Regions from separate parts of the Mus musculus genome. Here all the other regions are linked to region 1. The links are chromatin loops, found by intact Hi-C in ENCODE. Cell type or tissue: heart. All regions are shown on one strand.

The links. A loop is a pair of places that touch in the nucleus more often than their neighbours do. Peaks named below come from ENCODE experiments on the same cell type or tissue, not always from the same donor. Only the 100,000 strongest peaks of a DNase experiment are listed, where the experiment ranks them.
Region 2: it touches region 1 in a loop (2.1-fold over the local background); 2 of 42 quality-filtered maps call a loop at or near these places.
Region 3: a loop joins it to region 1, with 14 times the contacts of the local background. A loop is called at or near these places in 7 of 42 quality-filtered maps.

What each region holds. Positions count from the first base shown.
Region 1 is chr10:9,010,537-9,015,536 of GRCm38, reverse strand. Gm51794 (a long non-coding RNA gene) reads right to left here. Exons shown (of 3, transcript XR_003948990.1): 2 at 1,605-1,888. Among named protein-coding and RNA genes, the nearest start is that of Gm51794, 4.3 kb to the right of the region's middle. In heart, no CTCF peak of the experiment used is centred here; a DNase peak (open chromatin) is centred at 2,546.
Region 2 is chr10:9,069,515-9,074,514 of GRCm38, reverse strand. No RefSeq gene overlaps it. Among named protein-coding and RNA genes, the nearest start is that of Gm51794, 63 kb to the right of the region's middle. In heart, CTCF peaks have their summits at 2,475 and 2,675 (motif pointing right); no DNase peak of the experiment used is centred here.
Region 3 is chr10:9,751,425-9,756,424 of GRCm38, reverse strand. It overlaps Stxbp5 (syntaxin binding protein 5 (tomosyn)), which reads left to right. Exons shown (of 26, transcript NM_001081344.2): 26 at 1-878. Among named protein-coding and RNA genes, the nearest start is that of Gm31471, 55 kb to the right of the region's middle. In heart, a CTCF peak has its summit at 1,376 (motif pointing right); no DNase peak of the experiment used is centred here.

The sequences.
Region 1 (5,000 bases):
GAGATCCTTCTAAAGCCCTGGTGTAGACATGTCTAAGTGGCTCCATCAAGCCTTTTCCAGCTTCACCTCCCAGTGTTTGGCTGCTAGATGCTCCCTGTAATCATTCCCAGGCAAGCGCACTGCTTCATTGCAAGAGTGAAGACAGCTAAGGGCAGAGCTAGGGACAGCATGGAGCCCCTTCCACAGCTGTGCTTTCCCTTGCTCCTTCCCGTCTTCTCCTTCCCTTCCTTCCCACATCTCTGCCACCACCCTGAGTGTGGCTGATGACAAATAAGGAAAGGAAGGCACGGAGAGAGCAAGGGTAGGATTGTTTTGATGATAATAAATTTGGCAGGTGATTTTTACACGTACAGAGTCATCTTCTCATAACTGAGATCAGGAACTGTATTCCTCCCAGGAGGGAAAAAACCCACTTATATGGACGTGTTTATGTTTGGGAATAATAATATTTGTCCATGTGAAAATATGTGTGATTCATTTCTGTCATGCCATATGGCTTATTGCTATTCATAATCCAAACAGTAGCAGCTGCTGCAGAATGTGAGAGTTTACGCGGAGTGAAAAAATGGGCTAACTATTGCATGCTATTGCATGCTATTGCATGCTATTGCATGCTATTGGGGGCTATTTCCTTGCTAGAAGCGTACGTTCCAATCGCTTCCATTCACAACAAGGCTCTTCATTAACCTCTCAAAAAACGACTTTTCTATCCACTCTCATTCTGTCTAATAGAGAGACTCTCGTTCAACTCTACCCCATCTTAGCTGGTCCCCCTTCTACTCTGGGACCAGGAAAGTGTTCGCCTCAAAGCAGTTGGCAGCTGAAGGTCTCAGTTTGGATTTTGTTGACTGATGACAGCTGACAGAAAAAATTACAGCAAATGTCCCACCTGTCTTGCAAGTTCTCCACTATGGCCTCCTCCGTGGCTGAACGACACTGTGTGTTTGTGGTTAATCAGACACGTGGGGACAGTGAGTGAGGTAGCCAGTGATTAACACTACCACCACCACCAAGCCCCAGGCCCACTTGCCAAGACTCTGACGTAATGGAAAATGTGGAATAACGCTTTTTCCTGGCCATTTAAGTGTGGTTTGCCAAAACCCTTGAGATTAAGAAGGAAGCAATTTGTGGGATACATGCTGGATGCTATGGTAGAAACTGCTACAATCAACAATATAAAATAGACCAAGTTTCACAAGAAAGAGATATCCACAGGGTTTGTTTAAGCCTCTAAAAAATAACCTTGAGTAACCCTAAAAGCTGAAGGTTTTTTTTTAATAGTTTTTATGCTGACTCTATATTTAGACTATAGAAAATAATTCTGACCAAACACTCGGAGGCTTGTAGCCCAAGTGAGAGTATTACATAAAATTACCCTGATTTTCCATTTCAGATGGTTTGTCACAATGATAACGAGCCTTCACACAAAGGGTCACTGATCTCAGGTTACTTTCATGTATATTATAAGTGATTGACTTTTTCCCAGGACGAGCAGTCAGGTGACCCAAATCAATGGCGATCTGTGAGCCTGGAATGGGAGAATCTCTGTGCCCTAAGCTTTGTTCTGGTCCCCTCACAGCAGGTATCCCTAATTTCCAACTTACATCAGTCTTCTTCTTGGAGCCATTTGTCTTCTTCGGATGTTTATTGGTTGATCCTCTAAGTAGCTGCTGCTTTTATCAGAAGTTATAATAGGGTCATTTTTCAATGTCCTTGGCCTCACTTGGCAACAAGAGAGCAAATATAGTCTCCCATAGGGCAGTTCCATACTGAGCCTGTAAGCACATTCTTTCAGCACAGAATGACATGGGTACTCGGCCATCCATGGGAAGAGGCGGTGACATGAACTTCAATGTGCCCTCACTGTCTGTTTCCCATCAGCCTTTGCCTGCAGGAAAGATGGTGTAATTGTTTCATAGGCTGCTTTTCCCCAAAAGGAATCTATGACATCATTCCCAAATCACATTTTATATTCACAGTCTCCCTCCCTCCTTCCCTCCCTCCCTCCCTCCCTCCCTCCCTCCCTCCCTCTGTCTCTGTCTCTGTCTCTGTCTCTGTCTCTGTCTCTGTCTCTGTCTCTCTCTCTCTCTCTCTCTCTCAGTATGTATATATGTGCATGTGTGTGTATGTGTGTGTGTGTTTCTCATGTCTATACCTCTTTAATCATAAGCAGCTTGATTGAGACCACATGGTAACCGTCCCTAGATCCCCATGATGTGACTGTAGGGAAGCATGCACTCATATGCCTTCTAATAGTAGATGCCTTAAGTCCCCACTGCTTGTTGTACCTCTCCCCCCAACCCCAGAAAAATCTTCCCGTGTATGTGCAACCCTGACAACTCCCCAACCAGACCTGAGAGCAGGTAGTGATCATCTGAGCAGGGCCTAGTCCCACCTGCCTCAGCCTGGTGACATGGGCACCCTGTTTTCTCACCCACACCTGACATCTAGTCACTGGAAGCTTGAACACACACTGAGAAAGAGGCTGCTTCTGAATAGTCTTTCAGTGGAGTGGTCTGCTCAAATACAACTGCCCCAGCACGCCCCCTGGTGGTGATGCTGAGCAAGCTCGGCCTTCTGTCTTTCATGACCTCAACGTTCCCTCCAAGACACTGAGTAGTAGCATTTATGGCTTCCAAGAACCCTAGACACTTGCACATTTGTAGACCCCTTCTGCTATAATATATACATATGTACATATATACATATCATATACATACAATTATGCTAGTGTAAAAACGATATTATATATTAAGTGTTGTCTTTAATGCTGTAACATGAAATTGACACCTTTTCATGGTCCTCTAAAACATTGTGGGGCTTTAGCACTGAGCTCAGAGCACCCTAAAGATAATTTGACTCCTCACAGAAACACCTCTTCCACATTACATCGCTGTTCCTCAAACTTCAGGTTTTGTAAACTACATTTACAGATTTTAAATTTGTTTGCTTGCTTACAATGCTGAGACTAAAGCTCAGAATGTCACCAATGCTATCCAAGACTGTTAGCACTGAGTGCTGCCTTAAAATCTAAACACGCATGGGCTTCATTGTGCCTCTCCCTAGATTTCATCCAGGGCAACTTTAGAGCTTTCTACTTCAAAGTTGGAATAACTTTTTTTTTTTAAGTTTGTTACCAGAGTAAGACCAATATCAACTGCCATAAGTTGAAAACCCCAATCAATACAAATTTAAAGTAAATGCATGTCTATTTTTTCTAGTTCTGTTTATTCATGGTCCAACAAACTGGAGTGTCTCTCCCCTGTACCCAGCCTGTTTGTTATTAGAGACTGGATCTATCCCTGCCTCAAAGCAGTCCACCCTGGCTAGAGATGTTTATTTACTCAAAGTCTGCCCACTGACAGCCACCTCTGTCTGAAGCAAAAGAACCAGCCAGACCTGCCCAACTGGACTGCACCTGGGCAGACCAGATTCCCATGGAGGCTACTATTCATGTGCTGCCACAATTCTGGCTCCACCATTTCCCAACAGGGCAGCCCTTCCCAAAGTTCCACGAGTATCCCTCCCTGTGTGGATGGAAACATCTCATCTCTGCACTGGTCAATCTGAGACCCACTGGTACATTTCTCTAGAGTGGTGGTTCTCAACCTATAGGTCTCGACACCCACAAGGGTCACATTTCTGAGTATTTTGTGTATCAGATACTGACAGTCCCATTCACAGCAGTAGCAAAATTAAAGAAATAGCACAGAAATCATTTTACAGTTGGGGGTGGGTCACCACAACATGAGAAGAACTAAATTGTTCCTTTTACATTGTTTTCATTTATTTAAATTTCAACTCTAGCATATAGTCAGCAGTTAGCACATGACACAGGGCATCTTACATGCTAGATTTTTTTTAAAGCTCATTACATCCTTCCCAGGTTTGAGATCTCTGTCCCGGAGCCAGTGAGAGTTCAGTGGGCAAAAATAGTTGCCAAGCAAACCTGATGGCCTGAATTCAATCCCCAGAACCCATCTAAAGGGGCAGGAAAGAACCAATCTCATATAGTTGTCCTGTGATATCCATGCACTTACACACACTAATCATACATACACACAAATACACAAACGTTGCTGCTGCGGGTGATGATGGTGGTGGTGGTCCTGGAGATGATGATGATGGTAATCACGACGTTGGTGATAGTGATGATGGTGATGGTGGTAGTATTCTCCTCGTTTCCCTCAGATTTATCATGCCAGAGTCAAGCGTATTTGTGAAATAGCAGTACTTTGGCAGTTTTTAGTTACACCCTTGAGTAAAAGAAGGCTCTGATAGGAGGAAGTAGGAACAGAATAAAGAGCCGTCTATACACAGGAAAACCTTATAGAGCTGCGCATAGCTAGGAAGCAAAGGTAATTTCCTCTTGATTTTCTTTTTTTATTATTTATCCTATTTTATGACTATAAGTGTTTAACTATTTGTGTGTGTGTGTGTGTGTGTGTGTGTGTGTGTGTGTGTATTGCGTGTGTGTCTGATGTCCACAGAGGCCAGAAGAAGACGTCAGCTCTCCTAGGACTGAAGTTGTGAGTTGCCATATGGGCACTGGGAACTGAACCCAGGTGATCTATGACAAGTTATCTCTCCACCAGTGAAAGGAGCCAATTCAAGCCAGATTAATACATAGAGGACTTATTGGAAGCTGTTCTCGGGCTGCTGAGTTCACCAGCCCCAAGGAAGGAGGCCAGGGACGTAGCCATGGCAGGGAAGACACAGGGGAGGGAGAAGAGAAAGAAACAAAGACATCGTTCACAGAGAAAGAGGGGAAGAAGGAGAAAAAGAGAGGGTGAGGCCAAAATGTCCAGATTTTATAGGGAAGAGCCTCTGGGGAATGGGCAGCCCAGCCCCTGGGCTGGGAAGTTCAGGGTTGGGGCCAGGGTCTGCCAGGAAGGGGCTGAGGTTTGCTGGGAGATCTTGGTGACCAGGTCTGCTTTGGTGTGTAAAGTAGGCACCGCAGTCCTTGTCCCAGACTCTGAAAAGGAACATGCGAAGCACCC
Region 2 (5,000 bases), 59 kb before region 1:
ACTAGACACTAAAATAAAAATAAGTAGATTATCTTTTTAGCAGAAGAGGAGGAGGAAAAGAAGAAGAAGAAGAAGAAGAAGAAGAAGAAGAAGAAGAAGAAGAAGAAGAAGAAGAAGAAGAAGAAGAAGAAGAAGAAGAAGAAGAAGAAGAAAAAGAAGAAGAAGAGGAGGAGGAGGAGGAGGAGGAGGAGGAAGAGGAAGAGGAAGAAGAAGAAGAAGAAGAAGAAGAAGAAGAAGAAGAAGAAGAAGAAGAAGAAGAAGAAGAAGAAGAAGAAGAAGAAGAAGAAGAAGAGGAAGAGATACTGACATCTCATTTTGTTTATCAGTTTCCTCACAGGGCCCCATAACCATTGCCATGTCTCTCATACCTAAGATGCATGTGTTAAAATTCTGGCCAGAAGGTCTTGTGTACAAATGATGCTTTCATCGGGCCAGAGGACCTTAGCATCACTTTAGAAGAATTCCTATAGTAATCAGACTCCATACTCTAACACGTCATCTAATCTCTGTTGCCTGGAAGCCATAACCCTGATAGCAGCATTCTGAGAAGCAAGGGGGACACCAAGCAAAGGCCTGGAGAAGGGTCTTTCTCCCTCCAGCTGCCATGACACCAGACTCCAGGGAGAACCACCCTTCCTACTGTTCCAGATTTGGGTCAGTGTCTGTTTTCTGCCCTCCCCCTCTCCCTTAGCCCTTGCCTGCTTACAGCATTTGTGTTGTTCACCTTTTAGAAAGCTTTGGACAAGCTAGTAGGACTTAATTAAAAGTCTGGCCCTCTCTTGAATGGATATATTTTCCATAGTAGAATGCATTCCAATTGCCTTCTATGCTATAATTGTACTAGGAGAGAGGTGAAGGCAGACTCTATGCAAAGCAAGAGTTCTCTGGTCAAGGAGTGATAGATACAATTTGACTCTTGCTTCTAGTTTCTCTTGTGGCATACGAAATATGATCTTCATTCTGATTTAATTTTCTGATTGTTTATTATCCAACTCTACATGCATTTTAAGGCCCCCTTAAAGCTAGCTGCTTTGTGCCACCTACTGTTTGGTATAGTTCTTAATAGCCTATAAACATAGTTGTGTTACTTGTAGTTACTTATAGAAGGTCAGCCCCAGGGGCAGGGACTATTTCTTACCCATCTTCATGTCTTCTACATCCCTAGAACCTACCAGAATAGCTGTACCAACACTGGAACTAATAAATGTCTGGTGATAAGGGGAGGGAGAAAGGGAGGCAGGGAGAGAGGGAGGGGAAGAAGAGGAGGGGAGAAATGGAAAGAGAGAAAGAGAGACATGGGGCAGAGAAGGAGGAGAGAGAGAAGAGAAAGAAGAGAGGGGAGGATGAGAGCGAGAGAACAGGCCACATAACTAGAGGAAACCCTGAAGGTATGTTGCATGCCATAGCATCTTTCAACTAAAGTACTTGTGTGCCTCTGAATGAAGGTCATCTGCTACTGAGGGATCTGCCCAGGGTGTGAGTGGTGGTGAGGAGAGAGATCATAATTTTTCTCTCTACCTCTGGCTTATCTCCAAGATGTGTTTGCCTGGTCACTAAGCCCACTCCGCTCAGAGCTAGGTGCCCCTTAGACTGTACAGGAGTGGAGGTTTGCTTCTAGCCATGCTAAGAGTAAATATCCATTTAACCAAACAAATAATTCAACAAATGATGGGCAAATTTAATAGAAATGGTACTCCTGGTAGAATTTCCAATGTAGGTAAAACGGATTTGAGAAAGTACCCTTGGAAACTAATTATGATTTCTTGGATAGTTTTTCTCGGAAAAAGCATTTTCAGTTGCAAATGACTAAGCTCTACGTAAATGTTTGTGACGTGCTCAGTCATACGCCAAGGACTGGTTGTATTGTGTTTGTAGTCCATCTGGGGCCGTGAGGAAAGAAGGAAAAAAATCAAATCATCAACTGGATAATATCACCATTGGGAACAACAAACCCAAAGCAACAAAATGGTCTATAATATGGAATATCATGTCAGAATGCTGATAAACATGCTTTACAGTTTGTGGCATTTGTAGGCTGGCTTGAAGTCTACAAGGAAAACTGTTTAGGCATGGAACTGGGGAGAGGGTAGGGTCAGGATGGAACTGGGAAGAAGGTAGGGTCAGGATAGAACTAAGAAAAAGGTAGGGTCAGGATAGAACTGGGAAGAAGAGAGGGTCAGGAGGGCCGGGAAAGATGAGTCCAGGGCATGGAAATTGGGGAGGAGCAAACCATAGTTTAGAAGAGTATAACATTTTCAAAATATAAACAATCTCAAGCCCACAGGGAATTGGAAGACATAATTAATAAAAATCCTCACATGTTAAAAAAAAGTCTTGAAATTGTGTTGCATGAGTCTACTAGGCTGCATTTTCTAATTCCCAGGGAGTGAGATACCATGACTTACAAATTCAGTCAAAAATGTGAATGGCGCTGTGTGGTATGCCACTTAAAGAGTGCTTTAGTGATCGCTCAGGACCTTTAAAAAATGCAGCAGAGCTTCATGGATGCACTGAGAATGGATTGGTGGTGGACGTGCCTAGATCATAGATTCATGCTTCCTAGGAATTTTCTATCCTTCTTTTGAATGTACTATGTTATCCAATTCAGTCCTTCAAAGTGAACTGAAGACAGAAGGTAGACTTTCAGAATTTTGAAACTATCCCTTAACACAAGGGGGCGCGACGGAGCCGTTGCTATTGGCTTCCAAAAATCAGTGACTAAGAACACAAGAAAACAAAACAGGCAGCTTCCTCAAAAATAATCCAGATAAAGACAAAATTCCCTAAAACTAAAATCATGTGGTCAAAGGCTCTGTGCTCAATTATATCTTTGAGTGTCTGAGTACTTTTCATTTCACATCTATGTACACACACACAATTATTTTGCTAATGTCTTTAATAATACCTTTTATGTTATTGTGAACTTATTAGTGATTTTCAGTTAAGACAAGATAGGTAATTACCATGTAGTTATAACAATAAACACATAGGTACCATTAACATGGAGTTGACAAATGCAAACTGTATGTATGTGTGTTGCACGCTATGACTTTTCTATAGGTGTCCAGCATGAAATGGTGAAAATCAAGCTAAACAGGATATGCTTACCCATAAACTGGATGTGTTATTTGGGGTTGCAAGAATTGCTAACGTTTCTTCGCAATCCATTGCTGTTAAAAATAATTTAATGACCCTCCAAATTAGATGTCTATAATTGTTAATACTTCTTTTACTGAGGATATAGTCTGCTTGCTAAATAATTCTTTTGTATGAATTCCTTCTCCCTGTTTTCTTTTTTTCTTTTTCTTTTTTGGTTGAGGCTGAGGTGGTTGCTTGGCTTTGGGTTTTTTTTTTTTTTTTTAGAATTTAGTACATGAATACAGTGTTTACATCACTCACCCCTCCTCTTCCCCCCCCCAATTTGTTCCCATGATCCTCTTCATACTCCTGACTTCCTCTTCTTTATTACTGTTACATGCATGCACACATTTTATACATACACACACACACATCACACACCACACAGTCTACTACGTTCGTTCAGTGTTGCTTATATGAATATGTGTTTAGGATTTACCACTTGGGATTAGGTGAGCTATCAGGAAGCTCATGCCTAGGGCAGCCCATTTCTCCCTCTCTCTGCAGCCATCGATTGCTGTAGCTCTTCACCTAAGGGTAAGGCTCTGTGAGATGAGTTCTTTCATTTTATAGAGCATATGTACTTCCAACGGAAGGGAAGTCACAGTCCTTCAGTTTGTAACGCAAAGCCGAAGCACAGGTTGCTAATTTTTTTGTCATGTTTGTATGTTAAGTAAACTTGATTTATGTTTCTTAATAAGTGAATGGTAACGACTGATGCTGAACTGCTAACCAAATACTTCTTCCTTTAAAAATGCAAGACGTCTTTGACTGCCCCACACCACACCCCACACCCTGTTGAAGCTCAAACCTCTCAAACTGCTTTGCAGATAGTGACAAACATTAAAGCCTTTTTCTCCAGGTACTCTTAAGAATTTATTAGCTACCAGAGCGATTGTGTGCTATCAGTAAATGAAAAAAATAAAATTCAGGGATATGTTTAAAATCCTACTTGCTAAGAGTCTAATTTTTTTCAGGGACTGAACACAAATTTTCAACTGGAAATGTCCCCCTCTTCAGAGGAGGTGTGAAGGCCCTAACTCTGACCCTTGTCCTACCTCATCCTTCACTTCAGGCTCCCAGAAAATCTGTTTATTTGTAAAGCCACCTTGCTCTGGAGATAAGGATGGATTGAAGATATCACCTGCCTGGGTGTATTTTGTACAGTAGCACAGCCCTTCCGTTAGCCTTATCCCCCTGACCTTTCTTAGCAACTAGAAGTCTCGGGCCTTTCATACAAGCACCAGACATCACGGGCCACCTAAACATACAGAGCTGCATGACATGATCTTCAGACTCCCTCATCCCTGGTTTAGGGAGAGAGATCATGGGACACGGGGACACGGGGTCGTGTGAGGGAAGCAGGCCATTTCCATCACGGGCAACCCACTCTGCTGGGCTACAGCGCACTGTCCTCCACAGTGATGAGCTCGGAAGAAGGTGTTTGCCCTGAAGCGTGTCCCTTAAACGTGGTAATTATTTTTCTTCAAAGGGAAAAGGCAGTCAGTATCATTCGCTGGCTCACCAGCTTTTTCTCCTTGATGACAACAGTGAGTTCGGCCTGATTTCCTATTCTCCACAATCACTGAGCAGAGAAGAAGCAGCCATTAGCAGGGGTTCCCAGTTGACCTCCAGCTAAATTGTTGTTCCTTTCCCTTTTTGCCTTTCTTTCAGACTGAGAGGGGGAGGAGAGAGCAGCTCTATCTAAAACGGGGAGGTAAAGGGAAGCAAGCAGGTGCAGGCTGTCTGACAAAGGATGGAAGAATCTTGAGGGGACAGTGTTCTTAATCTGACGGCTCTTCTAGCTGTCCTGGCTTTTGAGTGTGTGAATAGAAAAATGAGTTATTACAGCTGTTCAGCCC
Region 3 (5,000 bases), 740 kb before region 1:
TAAGGTATAAATAGTGTCAACTCATTGTAGGTCATTTGACTCAGGCATTTAAAATGGGTGTAGGTTAATTGTGGGATTTTATTTATGTGAGTTTGGGGTTTTGATTATTTTTTTATAGCACTTGTATTTTGTTATCCAAACTTTGCTCCAATTGAAGAGAGTGTACTGTGTTTCTGACAGACTTAGATGCACTAAGAAGTAATGAAAAGATGAGAAATAGTGGCATCATTTCTTTCCTTCTTTCTTTTCTTTTTTTGTAAATAGCTATGTGATACTTTAGGTGTGACCTCTACTTAACATGGTAGCTAGTCTAGGGAGGGGAGCACTGTCTAGTTACACTTCCTTTCATTGTAAACGTGTTTCAAAAAAAAAAACAGTTATAAAACAGACAGACTTAGTTTCCTAGGGTTGTCCATGCGGAGGGCAAGCATGCATCCAGACTGCTAGCCTGTCTGTCAACACCGTACGCACTGTTCATCTCCTGCATTTTCTCTTTACGTTCGCTCAGTGCAGAACTGTTTCTAAAATAATTCCTGGAATGTGCTTTTGGAGTACAGTTTTTTTTAATTATCTGTGTAGTGTTTCATTTTTTTTTAAGAAAAAAAAAAGCACTATTGCAAACCCTGAAAAACATCCTCAGACTTTGTAGTTCTTTTGCGTTTCTGTAACTTAATGAGAAAAAAAAAATACTGTCATCACAGCAAATAGGTTCAAAATTAGGTGATGAAATATTTTTGTAAATAAATACCATTAAGCTGGTATTTTGAGAATGTATTACAAATTAATGTTTCTGAGAAATGTTCCTATATATGTAAATGAATTTCTTTGCTGAAGAGCTCTGATTGGGCAAAATAAAATACTCTAATCTCTTCTGAAACAAAAAAGAAGCCCTCTTTTTGGAAATTTGTTTTAATGTTTTTCTGAGTTGTAGAATTATCACATTAGTTAAAGAAAATAAGCCGATATATATGTGTGTATGTATATACACACACATACATACACACACAGATATACATATATACATATATGGGTTGGAATGGAGCCAAGAACTAGATCTAAATGCACACACATAACCAGGGAGTCTTATTAAGATACTGGTTCTGAGTCCATGTGTGTGAGCAGGGTCTGAGTTGACATCTCTGAAAAGGTCCACTAAAAAAAAAAAAAAAAACAGTGTATTGGTGTATGGAACATCCTTGAGTAGTGAAGATAATGGATATCTCCATAGTTAGAATTTTCTAACCTATTTGTTGTTATCAGTGTGTAACTACTTGCACCAAATTAATGGATCTAGAATAAAGTCTCTCAGGGAATGCTGACGGAATTCTCATGCTTGTTTCTAGATTTCTGCCTCTTAGTGTGATACAAAACTGGCCCACATGGGGGCAGTCATGTCTTGGACAAGAAGTCCTTACAGTAATTTCCAAGTTAGAAAGGCTTTCATGATATATTCTTTTTTATCTGAAAACTTATACAACACATCATTTTATACTATCGCTCAGTAATGTAGATCATTTCATATTGGCCTGACTGATTATCAAAAGTTTTAGTACTTTCATACTTAAGTACAAATTTGAAAAAAAAAAGATTTTCTTCTGTCTCGGGCCATGCTTTCTATTTGAGTGTCCTGTGTTAAGTGGCACTGTGTCATTCGATGCTTTGGGGTAAAAGAGCCTCCTTGGTCTCACCGTTCCTAGGACTCTGTGGGAAGATTCTAACATTCTTCCATTAACTTAAAGTTAATGCTCTTTGCAGTTTCTGGGTCAAATGTTGCTGTCGTGGGTGCCCGATTAGAAGTGGTTAAAATGTGTGCTGTTGAACACCCAAGATACAATTGCAAAACATTAGAAAATCAAGAAGAGGGAAGACCAACAGGTGGATACTTCATTCCTCCTTAGAAATGGGAACAAAATACCTATGAAAGGAGTTACAGAGACAAAGTTTGGAGCTGAGATGAAAGGATGGACTATCCAGAGACTACCCCACCCAGGGATCAATCCAATAATCAGCAACCAAACCCAGACACTATTGCATATGCCAGAAAGGTTTTGCTGAAGGGACCCTGTTATAGCTGTCTCATATGAGGCTATGCCAGTGCCTGGCAAATACAGAAGTGGATGCTCACAGTCATCTATAAGATGGAACACAGGGCCCCCAATGGAGAAGCTAGAGAAAGCACCCAAGGAGCTGAAGGGGTTTGCAATAGGTGGAAAAACAATATGAACTAACCAGTACCCCCAGAGCTCATATCTCTAGCTGCATATGTAGCAGAAAATGGCCTAGTCAGCCATCACAGGAAAGAGAGGCCCCTTGGTATTCCAAACTTTATATGCCCCAGTACAGGGGAATGCCAGGGCCAAGAAGTGGGAGTAGGTGGGTAGGGGAGCAGGGCAGAGGGAGGGTATAGGAAACTTTCCAGATAGCATTTGAAATGTATATAAGAAAATATCTAATAAAAAAAATGCTTCAAAAAATGTGTGCTGTTGCTTAAAAGATGTATGCATCTTTTTAAACAAGAAGAATTCTCTGAGTGATTTTCAAACTTTATTTCCTCCATTTGTCTTGCTTATACTTTTAAGTGCTAATCACTCTTAAAAGACAAAATTAAGGCATGAAATACATTTTATTAATTAAAACAAGTTTCAGAGGCAAAAAGAAAAGTACTTGTTACCAAAGACATGTGAGGACTTCGCATAATGTGAAGCTGGAGTTCTGGATTAATACTGTATACATCTTCCTCCAAATACAAGCCCCTCTAGGCTCTGTGTTGACTCCCCACCTCACCTTGCTCCTTCATCCCACCCATCCCTGACTGCCTCACCCTGCTCCTTCATCTCGTCCATCCCTGACTGCCAAGTCTCTCAACCCAACTTGCACAAGCTTTGCAGTTCACTGAATTCATTTTAAGAAATCTTCTTTGCTCACTTAGTAGAAAATACTCCTAATTCCCTTTCTTGGGGACTTACTTCTGAATATTGGGTAAATGTAGAAATATCGTCTTATGAACACAATGGGATCCCTACTGCTTGCAACATTCAAACACTCAAAAACCCACACCAATAAACAATTAAACGCAGACTGCATTGGGCCAGCTTGGCACTGGAGGCAGGCAGTGGTGTAGAGAGAGCCCTGTGCTGTTGCCCTCAGCCCTTGGTCTTGCTGCCTCAGTAGGACTCAGCCAAATCATAGCTGTGTTCAAAATCCCAGGATTCCAAGAAATCCTGGCACTGGATACTAAATTAAGCTATTGTGCTCAAATCTGAATGAGAGGATTTCATGGAAAAGAAAATGTCTAAATCCAGACTGTGGGACCATAAGTCCTCTCTCCTGCCTTCATCAGAATTTCTGTTAGGAAGCATGGGGGACAGGGCACTGCTATGAGAATTTGTATTCTCCAGAAGTCCCTAGGTGGGTTGGTATGCTAGTCCAGACAGCTCTGACCTACAGCCATGCTATAGATCAGTTTCTTGAGTCACAGAGAATCAGTATAACATCTGAACCAATGTAACAGATAAGTGAGTGAAAGTAATTGATATACCTCAACATACGTACAAATGCATAAATTCCTAAAAACTTAAAAAATATTCTCAAGATTACAAAACAGAACAAAACAAGCAAACAGATCTTGGGGTGTCCTCTCCTTCAAGCACAGACTCCCTACCAGGGCTTTAATATCTGAACCCTTCGGGTAAGACCCAGTTCATATGTGTCCCATTGAGTGAAACTAATAAGATGGCCCTAAATGCTACTCCCTGAGTCACACTTGAAAGTATACAGGTCTATTCTGTTTAAATTTAAATAGTTAGAGTTTGGGTGCATTTTTAAATGCTATAGAAATTAAATTCTTAAAATTTTATAGAATTTAAAGTTAATATATATTTCATAACCTTACTGGAAATCTGTTGGAAGCTTTATTTTCCTGCTAACAAAACCCCAAAATACATTTTTTTTGACTAACGGGCAAATGAATTTACCTCAGCTTTCAGTGAGTGTGTAAAGAGTGGGGGCCCGTGTGTACAAATGCCAAGTCCATCAACCTGCTTATGCAGACCCCAATTCTGTTCTAAGTTTGTCATTGATACTAATCGCCCTACATATCTGATTGATACTAACCTCCACTGGTCTGAGTTTCATTAATTGTAAAACTGCTATCTATGCTGGTCTGCCTTACTTTGGATAGAACCCATAACTTCTAAGGATCATTAGACGAACAGAATTTAAATGTTGGGTCTTATATTTTCAAAATTAATGTGTGTGTGTGTGTGTGTGTGTGTGTGTGTGTATAGTGCATATGTCTCTGTGTGCATGCATGTGTGCATGTGTGTGTGAGTGTATACGAGCATATATATGTATACATGTGTGTGTGTAGTCCATATATCTGTGTGTGTGCATGAATGTGTGCATGCGAGTGTGTGTAGTGCATATGTTTGTGTGTGTATTCCATGCATGTGTGAGTGTGTATGTGTGTGTGTATGTGTGTGTGTGTGTGTGTGTGTGTATAGTGCATATGTCTCTGTGTGCATGCATGTGTGCATGTGTGTGTGAGTGTATACGTGCATATATATGTATACATGTGTGTGTGTAGTCCATATATCTGTGTGTGTGCATGAATGTGTGCATGCGAGTGTGTGTAGTGCATATGTCTGTGTGTGTATTCCATGCATGTGTGAGTGTGTATGTGTGTGTGTGTGTGTGTGTGTGTGTGCTGAACACTGAGGCCAGAAGAGGGCGTTAGGTCCCCTGGAAGTTTAATTACAGTTGTGAGCCACCTGGCATGGATGCTGCGACCCTTCTTGTTCTGGACGAGCAGGAAGCACTCTTAGTCACTGAGCCTTCTCTCCAGCACAGAGGCTTTATCACCACAACGACGATAATTCCTTAGAAGTTATAGGAAAGAAATGTGTTTTGAATTTGGAAGAATGAGTTTTAGGGTAATCGGGATCAACAAACCAGTATAAGTACAGCCATGCTCAGAATCAAAACCATTGATTATGGTCAAG